2 separate regions of the Mus musculus genome follow, and region 2 is linked to region 1. The links are chromatin loops, found by intact Hi-C in ENCODE. Cell type or tissue: heart. All regions are shown on one strand.

The links. Peaks named below come from ENCODE experiments on the same cell type or tissue, not always from the same donor. Only the 100,000 strongest peaks of a DNase experiment are listed, where the experiment ranks them.
Region 2: a loop joins it to region 1, with 2.3 times the contacts of the local background. A loop is called at or near these places in 4 of 42 quality-filtered maps.

Annotation. Positions count from the first base shown.
Region 1 is chr3:52,638,474-52,646,473 of GRCm38, reverse strand. No RefSeq gene overlaps it. Among named protein-coding and RNA genes, the nearest start is that of Gm30235, 7.4 kb to the left of the region's middle. In heart, no CTCF peak of the experiment used is centred here; DNase peaks (open chromatin) are centred at 2,453, 4,443, 4,813, 5,453 and 2 weaker places; H3K27ac peaks cover 2,294 bases.
Region 2 is chr3:52,401,091-52,409,090 of GRCm38, reverse strand. No RefSeq gene overlaps it. Among named protein-coding and RNA genes, the nearest start is that of Gm38537, 62 kb to the left of the region's middle. In heart, a CTCF peak has its summit at 7,854; DNase peaks (open chromatin) are centred at 4,310, 7,310 and 7,730; H3K4me3 peaks cover 839 bases; H3K27ac peaks cover 3,270 bases.

The sequences.
Region 1 (8,000 bases):
TCAGGGTTCAAAGGTCAGGATTCAGAGGTCAGGGTTCTTGCCACTTAAGCTTGGCAACTTGAGTTTGAGTTTTGGAAGCCATGTAAAGGCTGGAGGAGAGAATCAACTCCAGAAACTTGTCCTCAGACCTCCACAGGCTTGCCTCAGCTTATACAGCCCCTCACACACACATTATGTGCACACATAAGTAATTGTTTAAAGGAATCTGTATGTTCCTAAAGAACTTGTGTGTGCTTTACATGTGCCAGCTTAATAGGAGTCCTTTCTCATTAAAGAATGATTAACCATAGCCCTTTATTCTTTTGAATCATGTGATAAGGCTAGCAGAATATCCCACTGGGTGGAAGGAATTGTCACATAATCCTGACAATTTGAGTTCAATCCTTGGGTGACACGGTAGAGGGAGAAAAGCCATTCAAGAAAGTTGTTCTCTGATATTCACGCATGCTCCATAGCACGCATGGACCTGCAATCAAACACACACACATACAAACACATACACACACATATAAACACATATACACACATACACAAACACATACACACACATATACAAACACATACACACATATACACACATACATATACAAACACACACACACATACACATACATATACACATACACACACAGACATATACATACACACACACACATACACACACACACATACACACACACACATACACACACACACACATACACAGACACATACACACACAGAGAGACACACATGAATGCATGCACGTTCACAGGCACACACACACAATATTTTTAATTGAGAGATAAGGAGATAGGTGAGCATTGTGTATTAATAAACTCACTTGGCAAGATCAGTCTATAATCCTATCTTCCAATAATGATTTTTTTTCAACGTTCTCTCTGAAATTAGTATGTAGAACCTATGACATGAGTTGGCAATATGATTTATTTCAAGTTTTGAGGCTTTGTATGAATGTGGCTTTTTATTAACTCAATGCTGACAGGTTACAAGAAAAACTAACGCTCTGGATGGATTGTGTGCTGGCATCAATCCGGCCTCTTTCTTCTGAGTGCGGTCGTTAAACTCCCAGTGCGTGTGTTTGTGTGGTAGATCGGGCTTAACCTGATCCTCTCTCAAAAGGAAAACAGAAGCTTTACAATGTGAATCAAACCAGATGGTGGTGAGGTTAGGATCCAGCTGAGTGCTGTCTGACTTAGACGCCTCCGGTACCACGTCCTCGGCGGTCCCTGGCAACATCACACTCACATCACCAGCCCTAAAAGCTCCTTCATCCTCATGCAACCTCGGAGTCTTCAGGGAAGACTGAGGCACAGGGAGGCAAGGGGACCTGCCAAAAGCTTACTGGATTGCTGGTGATGATGGAGTCAGTCTCCTGAGCTCACAACCTTCTACCTCTGCATTGCCTTAAGACCCAACCACCAGCCACAGATGAGGAGACAGCCACCTGAGTTACCGCCCATACCCCCCTCCCTCGCCAGAACAACAGACACCTCTTTGCATCTTGCCAGTTCTGGATGGGACTCCCAGGCCGCTGACAAGACTCACCCCACAGGGCTGCCGCAGAACAGGCTGAGAACTAAACTGTTCTTTTGGCCTTTGCCACCATGCCTGTTCAGGCCATGCCCGGAGGGAAGCGGGCCCTGAGGACAGAGGGGCATTGTGCCTGAGAGAGGGAGGGCGGGAAAGAGGGAGGGAGGGGAAGAAGGGGGAAAAAAAACCCGACAGACACGGGCAGATTTCTTCCTGTCCTCTGCCTGCTTCATCCAGCTGTCTCACGGCAAATCACACGACCTGCTTGAAGAGGCTGGAGGCCTACCATGGATGACAGGAGACCCGAGCTGATTGATGGAGTTATTAAAATCCCCCAAAGGATGAGAGCTTCATTTCCCCTGCATTGTGTCACTTGATACAATGCCCCTGAGTGTATAGATGCTGTCTTATGACATTTCCTTTTAATTCCCCTCAAATGAGGACATTTAAAGAGAGCCCAGTAACATTTCTCTGAAAGGAGCCTCCACCCTTCTTTCTCAGAGGAGCAGCAGATTCGATTGTCTCCAAGGGGGCCTCCAAGGAAGCCGCGGGGGGAGGGGCAGCAGAGGAGGTTTAATATCATCTTCTCTCTGGTGAATTGGGGCTTCTTTTTACACTGTGGCTTTATTCTCTGGCCCTTTGACACAGCCAGCTGCCTTCACATTTCAGCTCAGAAACAGGCTGGCTTCAGGCTGTAACAGGCACGAGGTTCCAAAGCCATTTCCCTGGATGAGTTAGCCTGTGAGAGTCTGTGTGCCTAGAACTGCGGGGCCATAGACCTTTGTTCTCACTGAGACTTACGCTTGGGTGTAAAAAGTTCCGGGCGCTAGCATGATGCCTTCTGAAGTCGCCTGCCTAATATGGGCCCACGTAATTGGTTTCGCAGCAGAATGTTCGGTTCCCATCTCACTTGGGTTCATCCTGTTAGCAATGCATCGGATATAAGGAAATGACATCACACAGCCAAGCTCTGCTCTGAAGCTGAAGGTGCACACCAAAACACTACTCAGTGCTCACTTGGGGCAGGAAGCCTCTCTCTTGGGCCATCTGTTAAGCTATTTAAAAAGTAAATAACATGGGCCAGGTTTCTTCAATGGGATTTGAAACTCAGCGTTCAAAAGGTAAAAGGGGGCCTTTTGTGGATTCTGCACTTAGCCCAAGAGGTTACAAAAGGAGTGGAGATGAGTTTCCCCCTAAGTGTCTTGAGACTTAATTCTTGTACAAAGCACAAATATCAAGGGGAAATGTTCTGTTGCGCAGATTTCCCTGTGGCCAGTGCAGCAAAGATGCTTACCACGAGTCACCTGGGTTCTTCGCTGTGTGTTCTGGGCCCCTGAGTCTGTTTGCGGGGTTCCTTTCCTATATAAGTGTGCTTCGTGAGCAGAGTCTCTGGGCAACATTCTCCATGACTGGCAGCTCTGGGAACGCTCCATGTGGGGCTGAACAGCGAGCAAAATCACTTCACTTCTAAGACAAAGGACATCAGTTTCCTGCAGTTTTCTTTGCGGCCTCTCTCCCTCTTCCCTTTCCAGCTGACTTTCCCTCCCCTCCCCTTCCTCTTTCCCCATGGCACGAAATAAAATGCTCAGGAAAAATGAAAGGCACAGCTGCCCCCTTCTTCCCATTAAAACAATCAAGAATGATGGCGGATTTAATATATTTGATTAGAGAAACTCCAATTTGGAGCCCTTGAATCAGCTGCCTTTGTCTTCAGCTCCCGATGGCCCAGTTTCAGTGGAATGTCCTCACTGTCCACTGCCAGCTCCCTCGGGCTCGGAGAACATTCCGCATTTGCCTGGCATGCTCAGAAAACAGGGTAGCTGTGTTGTGGGAGATGCCAGGCCCACTCTGTCCTAACCAGAGGGAATGCCACTTCATTAGATCATGGTCGCTTGCTGGTGACCCTCGGAGCTGTAGCCTGAGGAGAAGGGGGTGTTATGGTCCTCTTTAGCCATGTTGATTTTTCATGGACTTATAACTTTCCTCGGTTGGTACTTACCACCGAGATTCAGGTTCGAATCCTGTACAAACCACCCCAATAGACACCGGTGTTCAAGTTGCACAGATGAATTTTGGAGAAAGTAATCACATTTACATATGGAGTCCCTTTCATTGAAAATAAGTAGAACCTCAACGGGAAAAGAGACTAAGGGTGCTCTTCTCCCCGTGGCATTAAGAGAGGCTGCAATAGTGTCGAAGTAGCACCTACTCTGCAGAATCCTTGAAAGGTGTTTCGGGGGAGCAGGGGAGTACGGGCTTAGACAATGTTACTCATTCACTTAGAATACATGGTGATTTAGTTCTATCACTCTGTAGTCTAGATAAGTGTCTGCTCGGTGGACAAGTAATAAATAAATTAAAGATGAGAGCTGGAATTGCTATCATAGGCATGTTAGAGGTCTCTTGAATTCCTAGGGATTTCCTTGGATAGTTTCTACTCAAACCACTGCCAGAATCATATTGAACTGAGGAGGACAAGGCCATAAAGACTGCTAAACTCATTGCCTGCGCTTGAATCACAAAGGGAAAAAGTTGGTATCGGCCCCACATTGCCACCTTGCTTAGTTCCTGCCTACCGACCTCTCTGTGGTAAGGAAACCAAACCCTGGGAACCATGGCCAGGTTTGAAATAGCATCCAGGTTTCTGGGTCTCAGCATCCATGTTTAGTCTGTGAGGTGGCCCCGTCAACAAGACTCTTAAAAGTTTCTGCTACATTTGGGAAGAGTTAACTAGGAAGGAGGGTACCCTGCCTTCCCCCAGGCCTGACAGAAAACCTCTCACTCCCACCCTGGCAGTGGGTGACTGGGGGCTGCGAGGGACACTTCACTTGGAGACCAACTGGCAGCTTGTCAGCTTGGCCTGCTACACAAGTCAGAGGCCTCTAAGGAGGCCTGGAGATGTTTTGGCTCCACACCCAAAAGCACTCTGAGCGTGGGGGCAAGAAGAACCAGCCAGTCTTCCAGAAGGGCCAGTTTCCCAAGAGCAGCAGCATGGGCTGCCAGGTTCAGGGTCATGCAGCCAAAGCCACCAGGAGATGCTCTGAGCTGCATGGTGAGGGAGAGAGAGCTTCCTGATGCTCAGCTTAGATGAATGTGGTCCAAGACAACAAAGGACCTGGCTGCCTTTTACCGCTCCCTTTTCAGGGTAAAAGTTGAGTTTGAAGATTCCACTTGTATAAGAATTAATATGAAAGGAATTCTGAACCCTGTTATGGCATTGTGTTATAATAATGGAATGCTCTCCCCGCCCAATCTGGCTTGCTGTCCCCTGGACCGTGCCAACAACAAGCCAGCTCCACAGTGTGTAAGGGTGGCTGTGGGGACAGCCTCTGGAGCTGAGAGAGAGGCTGCAAAGGCTTCATGATGGTCAAATGGACAGAGTGGATCCAGGGATGCCAGCCACCTTTCTGCATACACATGTGGGCCCAGGAGGACACATGCTTGGGGCTGGGGTGTCTCGTCCCTCTGAGAACTAATGTGGACCCATGTGGCCAGTTTAATGCTTGAAGGCTGCAGCTGAATGACCAGCTCATTGTCCCTGGTGCAATACACAATGGGTTCCAGAAACAGAAAACAAAATGCTCTTTAAGCAGTGAGCTGTGTTCCGGGTGGAAATTAGGAGTCCGGAGCAAAACGATTTTCCTGCGCAAACCAGATGGGGAGGGGATACTGTAGCTGCCCTTTTAATCTGCTTGTTCCCTGGAGTGTAAGGATTTGACAGAGTTTATCTTGAATTTACCAGTTCAGAGAGACATTCTAGTGACCAAAGGGGGAAACATTTATTCTCAAAGTCATCAAAGGCCTGGATGGCTCAGGAAAGAGGAAAGGGTGACAGTCTCTTTTCCACATCCATTGAACTTTGCAAGCTGGGTTGAACTCCCGCTGTACCGTGAGGGATGCCGGTAAGACATGAGAAAGGTCTTCCAGCGGGAGGAAGGTTCAGCCCGCCCTGCAATGTGTCACTGGGAAAGGATGCTACAGCGTTGCCTGGGAGGGACCGTGTCTGATGTGTGTGTGAGGGGCGGAGTCCTGCAGTTCTACAGAAGCCCCTGGCTGCTTAGGCAGTGATAAGGGAGGTTTGTTTATGTTGAGAGTCTTCATAGTTGGGTTCCTATCATTCTGTCTTCTCCCAGAATCTCTCCGTTGGAGACAGCGTACCTTCTTCCATTTCCTTTTGGCCAAGTCTAGTCTCCCCAGGCGCTGCTTAATCTTGCCTTAGGAAATGCCTCTCTGGGTGGCCTCTTCCTTTCCTGCCAGGGCCCAGACCACTCTGAGGATGGAACAATGGCTGTGGAAGATAGGTCTGGTTGAGTGAGCTGCTGTGTGCCCACGTGCACACGTACATTTCTTTTCCTTTTCTCTACAGTATCCGTTCATCTACTAACAGGTTTTAACAGCCAGGCCAATCTTCTTCCACACAGAGCAATGTCAGAAAACCCAGGCAACTCTCAGAGCCAAGAAGGAAGTCATTACCAGTCTCCATGGGTGTATTCTAAGTCCCAGATGTGAAAGAAGGAGGCCTCTCCCCACGGGTTCACAGAGAGCTGGACACTAATTGAAGCCACCCCAAAGCTGAGGGGCTAACCAGATGCACCCGGATGGACAAGCCTACTTCTTCAGATTAAAGGGGAGAAAAAGAACTCCCCCTTGCCCATTTCTACATTACTCTTAGGGCACAAACCAAATGCTTTATTCAACTATGTATCTTTACTGCATGGGAAGACGTTCATTGTGCAGTCGTTAATAACTGCTAGGTGCTGAATAGGCACATGAATAAATTTTCCCCACATTCGACATCAGAAAGGCATTAATAAATTATAAGATGGGGGAAAAAGAAATGAGGGTTAGTAGGTTAGTGTCACTAGTAAGAAGACTGTTGGAAGAGGACATGTCGGCAGGGTTTGGTTTTAAAGATTCAGAACAAATACAGAGAAGGAATTGTTTGTGGGTTTGCCTGTGTTGTCACACTGCCACATGTGCATGAATAAAAGAGTAACCAAGACACTGCCAAGGACAAGGTCAGCCAGGTTGTCAAAAACAGGAAGGACACACAATGTAGGCCATCACAGAAGCGTAAGCAACTCACAGCATGTGGCTTCCAACACACCTTGTCCTCATAGCTGTTCCTTTGGAATAAAGAAACTGTCCTGGAGCCAAAGTCATGGGCTGAGCTGTGTGCTTTTCTGTTGGGGAGTAAAACACGTCTGTGCCCTGCAACGCCCAAGTTCATGGAGACCCACTGAGCCTCATCGAGCCCTTAGGTGAGCAGCCAGCCCCAGGAACATTGGCATCAAACATTCAGTGACGACTGTGTTTTTGATGAGTGCTATGCTCTGAGTTCTGTGAAAGGCCTATGAATAAGATCGGATAATAACAGCAAGAATGCACAATAATAATAATTGCATGCCTCTGATAGCAAAGAATATTTTAGATGCACACAGAAAAGGTAAAGAAAGAACATGCTTAGATTTGTAGCCTTTATGAGTATTAAGAAACTGATGGTATGGCATTGGAATATATACTTGAGGCATACCTAATTTATACTAAATATGTATTTATTTGGCTTCTTACAGCTCTCTTTAAAAACACTGGGAAAACATAGTACCCATGAATATTTTAAGGTTGGCCTGCAATGCATATAATTCTTTTTTTAAAAATGATTAAAAGCATTCTTGACGTATTACCACAATGCCCTGAACTGTCTCTCTCTTGAAAGCTAACAGCATTGTCATCAAAAATTGCTATTTCTATGTTCCTTGCCACCCTAGGGAGTGGGCAAGACAATAAAAGCCGTCAGGCCCCACATTTGCATCAAACCACAGAGACAAGCATTTAAGAGGGACAGAACACATGACAAAGGGACAGGTTGAGGAAAGAGCTAGAACAAGATGGTGTCTCTGGGGAACAGCTGAGGTTTACTGCCAATGCCTCAGCCGGCTCAAAGTGCACCTGCTACTACTCCTTGTGACAGCCTAGTATTTAATCATCAGATGATACCACAAGGATGGAGCACACATTCAGAGCTTCCTGTAAGAGCCAGACTGCTGAGTGAGACTGAGCAGCAAGCATTGACGGCGTTTCATGTCACTCAGAACCCTTGGAGCCAGCCATGGTGTGAGCCTCGATGGTCAACTGAGTGATCAAGGCAAGGAAATGGAAGCCAAAGAGAACCAAGCACTGAAGGGTTGGTGGGGGTATCCCCGCTATTTTTAGGTTAAAAATAAGTTATATTAAAAGCAAACCCTAAGGTCAACAGTCATTGGTGTGTTGGCCATTATCACAAGTATATTGGTCTGGTGCAAGACCTTGACGTGAGCCAAGGAGTGTGAAAGTGGGGTAGAAACATGGGACATCTGTCTACTGTGTAGGCAACTCGACTGTAAACATAAAGCTATTTTGAAAAACATAAGTTTTGAGAGTAGGGGATATATTACAGTCCCTGAAATAAGCATTGGGATATTACATGT
Region 2 (8,000 bases), 240 kb after region 1:
AGTGTCCTTACAGTAACACATTTAAAGCTTAGAAAGGCAAACCATTACTCTGAGTGACCACAATCAGCAGTGTGAGTGGATGCTACTGGAGTTCAGGGCAGATGCCCACTGAGTGTCCAAAGAAACCAGAGTCAGGGGTCTTGAAGTATAGGAGAGAGACTGGACTTAACTACAAATGCAGCACAGACCAATGGCCAAGAAGCAGGGTGGAGGTCAGTAGCTAGATAATTACTGAGAGGAAACATGGGATGCAAGGAATTCTGGGTAAACTGGCATAACAGGATGCATCCTGAAGGCAGGCAGAGTGGTCACAACATAGCCTGGGCATGTGGGTGATGAGAGACCTGGACAGACAGCAAGAATAAAGACAACTGCCACACTAGCTTGGCAGGGATCCTGCTCAAGCTGGATTGGACAAGGAAGCTTAGAGATGAGACTAGGAGAATGGCTTAAGCCTGATTAATGTCTGACTAAGCAATGAATCTTTGTCAGCACCTCCAGCAAGGATCTTCATTCTTCTGTCCTCTCCTTGATCAGGTGCCTTCACCCAAAGAAGCGATCACTGTGACTGTCTCGGTGTGTCCAGCTTTGTTATAGCTAATGTCTGCTGGGCATCGTCTTTCCGTGAGTTATTTCACACAAAGCTCACAATACTCTGAGGTCTATACCTTGTTTCCCACCTACCTCCGTACAGGGGAAGCTTTCCCCAGCTTATCCTCATCTCCCTGGTCCCTCAGGATTAGAGTGTCTTGGTCCAGGTCTCCACACTTTTCTACCCATAGCCACTCAGTGTATGATGTTATCCGGACCCCAAATTTTAGTTGCAATATCTAAACTTATATACGTGCCACGATTTCACTCCTAAGTCTCAATATTCTCTTTTTAACTTTTAACTCAAACTTTGCACTCCCACATCTAACAGGTGTTTCACGCGGCTATCATGGAACTATGGGCCCTTCCATCTGCTGCACCAAAACACCTCTGCCCCGTGTATCATAGAGCTCCACTCTGGCCACACTGTGACATCCTGACTTTTTTTTTTTTTTCCACTCACATTCAACTCATCAGACCACTTCCCAGCACTCCCTACCCAGTCTGTTCTCAACTTAGAAGCCAGAATAATTCCTTTTGAGATGCAGTCAAGTCCTGCCCCAGCATAGCTCTGAGTTTGTGATCCCCATATCCTCCCCCATGCTCTATAACCCTCAACAGAACAATCCTCCCAGAGGAGAAAGCAGAGCTAATGCTCAGAACCTCCCATGGCTTCTGAGTGCACTCCAGGCAGAGTCCTATTTTGGACTAGCCTAGCCTAAGACTTCTCATAGAAAGCACACTCCCATCCTAACCGTCCTCCTTCTACCTGACTGCATTTTAGCCTCTTGTCTGCTGCTGCAGTCTTTGCCTTCTCCTCTGCAGGGATGAGTTCTTCTCCTCGTCTCTATGTAGCCCACGTGGTTCACTCAGGCAGTCTTTCTGTCGTCCTGTCCCAAGCAGCCGGTGCACACACGCTCACACTGTCTCGCTGCCTTGGTCCTATTCTTTTATATCCTATTCCACTTGATGCATTTGTTTTCTGATTTCTGTGCCTACTTTTCTATCATGATCCACTGGAATACAATCTAAGGAGTTTGCTTCCAAAAAGAAGCCCGTCCAGAGCAGGCTCTCACACTGTAAGCAATCGAGAAATGATTGACTCCTGGCAGCCAGCGAAGGTGTGAACAGTGAGCATGTTGTACAGATGAAATAACAGAGTCGCAGAGTCTCGAGTCATCTTCCCAAGGCCGTACAGCCAGTACTTAGAAGAGCTGGCTTTCTAATCCAGGGTTGCCTGACTCTAGCTCTCAGTGGGCATGACACATAGGAAAATCCTGGTAAATCAAGCCCTGGCCTGTTAAATACAAATGGTTGGCTATATCAAATAGCCCACTCAAAGCCCAAAATAGTCCCCAGAACGTCCTCCAAGGCTTCTCCCGCAGCCACTCTACTTAGTGACTCCAGAGAGCAAGTGCTCCCAGCCACCCACTTTCTGTCACACCAGAGAGCATGTCCTCACAAAGATCCCTGTCTGCAATGCCTGGAATTAGACAAAGAGTCCCCAGGCCCTGCCCTGTGGAAGCTCAACAATCCAGAACAAACCCCAAGGCACACAAGGCTGGTCTTATGAGCTGGCAACCGCAAGGGTCTGATTTTAGAGACCGGGAAAACTCAGTCCAAAAATATCTCCCCCTCCCAAATGCCACAGTGCCTGGAATTCCACTATTAGAGAGATATTTCTGGGAGTTTAAGCACTATCTCTGATTCTGAGTGATTTTTTTTTTTTAGATATATATTTTAGGACAGTACATAGTTGTATTAAGCGGTTTTCTTAAAACCAATTTTGAGTTTATTTCTTTTAGTAAGTGATCTTACATATGTGTATAACTATAATCTATTCCTCATATTGTTATTCTCTTAAAAGTTTTTGTTCACTTCCAATGCTTGACTCACACTCTAGGTTACTATATAATTTGAATTTTCATTATAGTAGTTGTGATTTTCTAAATTTTGATGACACTTAATTTCCTATTTCACAAATTAACTTTTTTTTTTTTTTTTTTTTTTTTGGTTTTTCGAGACAGGGTTTCTCTGTGTAGCACTGGCTGTCCTGGAACTCACTCAGTAGACCAGGCTGGCCTCGAACATAGAAATCTGCCTGCCTCTGCCTCCCAAGTGCTGGGATTATAGGCATGCACCACCACTGCCCAGCTTCACAAATTAATTTTAAAACTCCAATAGTGTCTAATGCCTCCAGGCTAAGAAAGATGAAAAAATAATGACCTTGTCATTACTCTCCTGTCCCTCACCCACAGCCACTTTCTGTTACTTTGTTGTTTCATTTCTCCTCTTTCCTGGACACATTGTTATCATCATCACCATTATCCCTTGCATTTGGTAAGGGTTTTGTCATTGTTGTTTAACTTCGTGGGTGTTTTTAATGAGAAATGAATTCAAAACTAGGCATGTAGGCAGGTTGTTGAAATCTGCATTTGCGGGACGTAAAATCGGGAGTCAAGGTTATCCTCAGGTCCACAGTAAGTCTGCTTTACCCGACACCCTGTCTCAAAAACCAAGACAAAGTAAAATCGTAATTTAAATGTTAAAATCACTGGGCATAGCAGCTCACTCCGCTAATCCCAGCACTCCAGAGGCAAAGGCAGGAGGATCTCTGAGGCCAGCCTGGTCTACAGAGTGAGTTGTAGGACAATGAGGGCTACACAGAGAAACCCTGACTCAAAAAAACAAGCACACAACAACAACAAATCAGAAAAAATAAAGTTCAAAAATAACATCATGTGACTTGCAGGAAAATGGATGGAACTGGGAATCATTGTGTTAGGTGAAAGAAGCGAAAGAAGCCAGCTCACAAAAATGATGCCACGTTTTCTCTCACGGGTGGAACTTAGGTTTAAATTCGTGAATGTGTGTGTGCGCGTGCGTGTGCGCGAGTGTGTTGAAACTGGAAAAGAGAGCATGACAGTTGGAATAGAAAATCTTTGAAAGCCGGGCGTGGTGGCGCATGCCTTTAATCCCAGCACTCAGGAGGCAGAGGCAAGCGGATTTCTGAGTTCGAGGCCAGCCTGGGCTACAAAGTGAGTTCCAGGACAGCCAGGGTTATACAGAGAAACCCTGTCTCGAAAAACCAAAAAAAAAAAAAAAAATCTTTAAGAGGAGAAATAAAAGAGAAACTAATGGAATGTGTATGATGTGAATTTGAAATGGGGACTCTGAGGGCAGGATGGGAACAAGACAGAAACAGAGGGGACACGGAAGCCACTGGCAGAAGAGAAGGACTTAAGCAAAGTACAATAATGACACATAAGAATGAAAATGCCTTACTGTTAACTTTATATTGACATTCCGAACGCTAACTTAAAAACTTATTAATAAAAAATGAAAGACAACGTAGAAGGAAATTGAAGGAAAGTTGACCTGACGCGATCGCCTCATGGGATCGCCTTGCCTTTTGCACAACACAGAAACAAGGCGGAAACTCAGTACAAACTACATAAACGTTTCTAGAGGGAGCCAAAGTTCCTGATGCTCTTTGGTGAGAAAGAGGACAGAAGACACAACTGCTGTGTGATCAAAGCTTGTAGCAGTGGGGGTTGGCGCGGGAGATGGGTGGAGGGAAGGAAGTCCTGACCTCCAGTGAGTCCTGCCCTGGATATCAGGCTTCCAGAGAAATGCCGGGCTACAATCGTAGCCTTACTTCCTCTTGTGCCTGCAGCCCCCAGGCTAGGCAGGTCTCTCCCTGTAGGAGAGAGCTGTGCACAAAAGCATGTCTCCTGTTTAGCCCAGGCTGAATTCCTTCTGAAATTGCCCTGGCTTTCTTTTTTTCTCAGCCCCTTGTGAGAACACAGGAAACCCTGCTTCCCCAATCCTGAAATATCTGCCTCAGGAAGGAAAGGACATTGTCTTTCCAGGGCCGCTCGCTTGTGAACTGGCCCCATGGCCTTCTTTGTAAATACAAGACAGAAGCAAACCAATTTGGACATTCCTTGCAAACAGCAAGTTTGAAATATAATAAGCAAGTCAACGTAAGGGCAGGGCAAGGGGACACGAAACCAATACAAAATGTAGAGACTGTAGGCTACAAGCAGCAGAGGTGTTTTGTTCTTATTTGGTTTACTGGTTGGAGCAGGGTGCTTATTCAAGGCAGTAATCATTCAAAATTCTTTTCCTATTCCAGAAATCATTTATCAATTTACCTTTGACAAGATCAACATAAAATTGATTTCTATGCTTTATAGAAAGCAGTCAAGAGGTCAGAGAGTTGGCTCAGGTATTAAGACACCTGTTGGGGGGCTGGAGAGATGGCTTAACCACTGGGTTAAGAGCACTCAATGTTCTTCCAGAGCTCCTGAGTTCAATTCCCACAACCACATGGTGACTCACAAACATCTGTAATGAGATTAGATGCCCTCTTCTGGTGTGTCTGAAGACAGATACAAAATATATATATATATATATATTTTTTTTTTTAAAAAAAGAAAAAAAAGATGCTTGTTGCTCTTGCAGACGATCTGGGTTCAAGTCCCAGTGCCCACATGATGGTTCACAACCATCTATACCTCCAGTTTCAGGGAATCTGACACCGTCTTCTGACATCTGTAGATCTATGAATGCATGCACGAGGTACACACATACAGTCATGTTGGCAAACCGGTCACACATGCAAAATGAACTAAATTTTTAAATAAAAAATTTAAATTTAAATCTTAAATTATTTTTAAATAAAATTTACTTTTATGCTGTATGGAAAACATCCAAGGGACTGGAGGGAAGGCTCAGGAGTTAACATCCCTGACTGCTCTTCTAGAGGAACTGGGCTCAATTTCTGGCGCCCACATTGTGGCTCACAATTGCCTGTAATTGCATACAAACTTTAAGTTCAATTATATTTTATGAACATCTTTTATAAATAAATAGGCAAAGTCAAGAAAGGCATCCTAAAAGATGAATGTAATTAAATTAAGAGTACTCTTGTGCTATTAAATATCTCAGTTAAAAATGGTTGATAGTAAGGGTGAGAATAGGCTTAGCTGGTGCTGTATTTTGACCATAGTCTGTTGGGGACAGGTGCCTGAAGAAAATAGTCAGTTATCTTTTCTGAAACAAAAGAAAACTTGGGGGGAAACATGTACTTTTATTCAGTAAAACTAGAAGAAAATTCTAACACCCTAGCCACAGAGGACCAGTGCCAAGGAAAACTGTGGGGACTTGTTTTTTAAAATACATTTTAGGGAGGAAGATTGGCTTTCTGCTTAATGAGCACGCGCACTGATGGGAGCCTTTTTGCCAGGTCAGTCTTTCCTGAGGTAACGTGGCAGGCCAGAGGTGCAGAGGGTCCTCCGTCTTGTATTCATGATGAGGACATTTTAGGTTTAACTAGATTGGATCTCCTGGATGGAGAATCCCATGGAAAATTACCCAACTTTATTCTAGGAACCCAAGGTCAAGGTGCCCCAGCTAATTTATCTTAGCTTCTGTTAAACTGCTTGCTTGTGCAAAACCTCCCCTGTAGCTAAGAGAGAGAGCAGGATGTAGTTTTTGCCTTAAAAAACCCCTTACCCTAAATACTTGGAGCTACATGTGGACCCTGCGTAACTGAGTTTAGTACCCGCCAGACTTTCGATTCACTAGAGTCTGAGTGGTCTTCCCATTACAATAGAATGCACAGAAGAAAAAAAAAATCATTGGTAAGATTTTAATTTTTGTTGTTGTTGTTAATTTATCTCAACAAAAGTTCACTGGGACTCGATTTAAAAAGTTTGCCAGAGACAAGGAATGGCCTGGCTCTCTGTCACTGTGTTACCATGGGGCTGGCTGTTACTGCAATCCCATGGGGCTGACACTGTCATTGTACTGCCATACCAGCCCAAATGCTCTGTGTTTCTAGAAGCAGAAATGGTATTTGGCATTTTGATTGGCAACCCTAGTTGGGCTATTACCTGTGATGTCTGGGATGGGCTCTGTTCACATAAGCATCAGATAATCTTCCGACCATCTATCTACCTATTAATCTGCCTATCTATCTATCTATCTATCTATCTATCTATCTATCTATCTATCTATCTGTTGTTCAAGACAGGATTCTCACTATGTAGCTCTGTTTGCCCTGGAACTCACTGTAACATGGAACAGCCAGCCTATCTATCTATCTATCTATCTATCTGTTGTTTAAGACAGGATTCTCACTATATAGCTCTGTTTGCCCTGGAACTCACTGTAACCTAGAACAGCCTCGGAACTCACAGAGACCCCTGCCTCTGTCTCCTGAGTGCTGGGATTAAAGGTGCCACACCTGTGCTTGGCTTTTTCAAAGAGCCTCACTTTTAAAGTTTTGTGAACGTCCAGAAATGAAACTTTAGAAAAACGTTTTGAGGCCAGTAAATTCCAAGGCCATCTTCGATTCTGTCTGGTCCCGAGGACTCATTTCTATGTCCTGGGATATTTATGATTTTGCATCAAACAGGATAACTAAAGTAAAACAGAAATAGAAAAAGTTTCAGTGCCCTGCCTACAGCTTCTAAAAGTTAACTATTTGGCAATGCTTCCCAGTCCTTAAACGCTATTCCCGAGGAGAGCGAACACTTCTAGCACCTCCCTCGCCCATTCTGGCGTTCTGCCCCTCCCAAGCCACCTGGCCCCAGTTCCTGACGCCCACCCAAGTGGTCCTGCCTCAAGGGTCATCCAGCTGAGCTCCCACTGTGCCTGTGAGCCTCTTCCAGGGATGTCCCCACTGAGGCGTGTGAACAAATGCCCTGTACAGACTCCCAGGCACAGGCAGAGCAAAGCAAGACAGCTTTGAGGCATCTGCCAAGGAGGGCGAAGGCCGGCTTTGAAAGCACTTCTCCGAGAGTTTGCCAACTCGTGGGACTTGGCAAGCCCAGACAACAGCGCTAAGGCAGAGAAAGCCCCTGGATCGGCCTCCCAGGAGGGCTCCACGCCCACCCCCACCCCCTTCTCTTTTCACCAGACCCAAGAGATGCAGGCCTGGTGAGGGAGCCGGTGGGCTCAGGCCTGATGAACGGAGGCTACCTCTCAGCGGCCCCATCCCCACCCCATCACGGCTGCCGCCCTCAATCGGGAAGCACGCCTCTCTCCTGCTAGCTAATGGCTGAGAAAAGGGCAGCGGTTTTCCAAGTTTGTGGGGCACGCAGGAGTGGCCAGGCAAGGACTGAGATCAGACAGAGGTGACAGAAGTATGAAAAGGAAGCAGTAAAAATCCGCCAGCCACAGGCGACGCCCTCTCTGCTCTGGGCGACAGTCAGGCCCGTGATTCAGCGCGAATAAAGAGCCCATAGGGGGAGTCTGGTTGGGAGTTGAGTGCGCCAAACTTTGTCATAACTCAGATTCTTCATCTGTGAAAGAGGCATGAAAGACTTGCGCCCTTGGGAGCCACTCGGTAAAGTCTCCTCGTTTAATCAATTCACAAATTGCAAATCTAAATCCTAAAT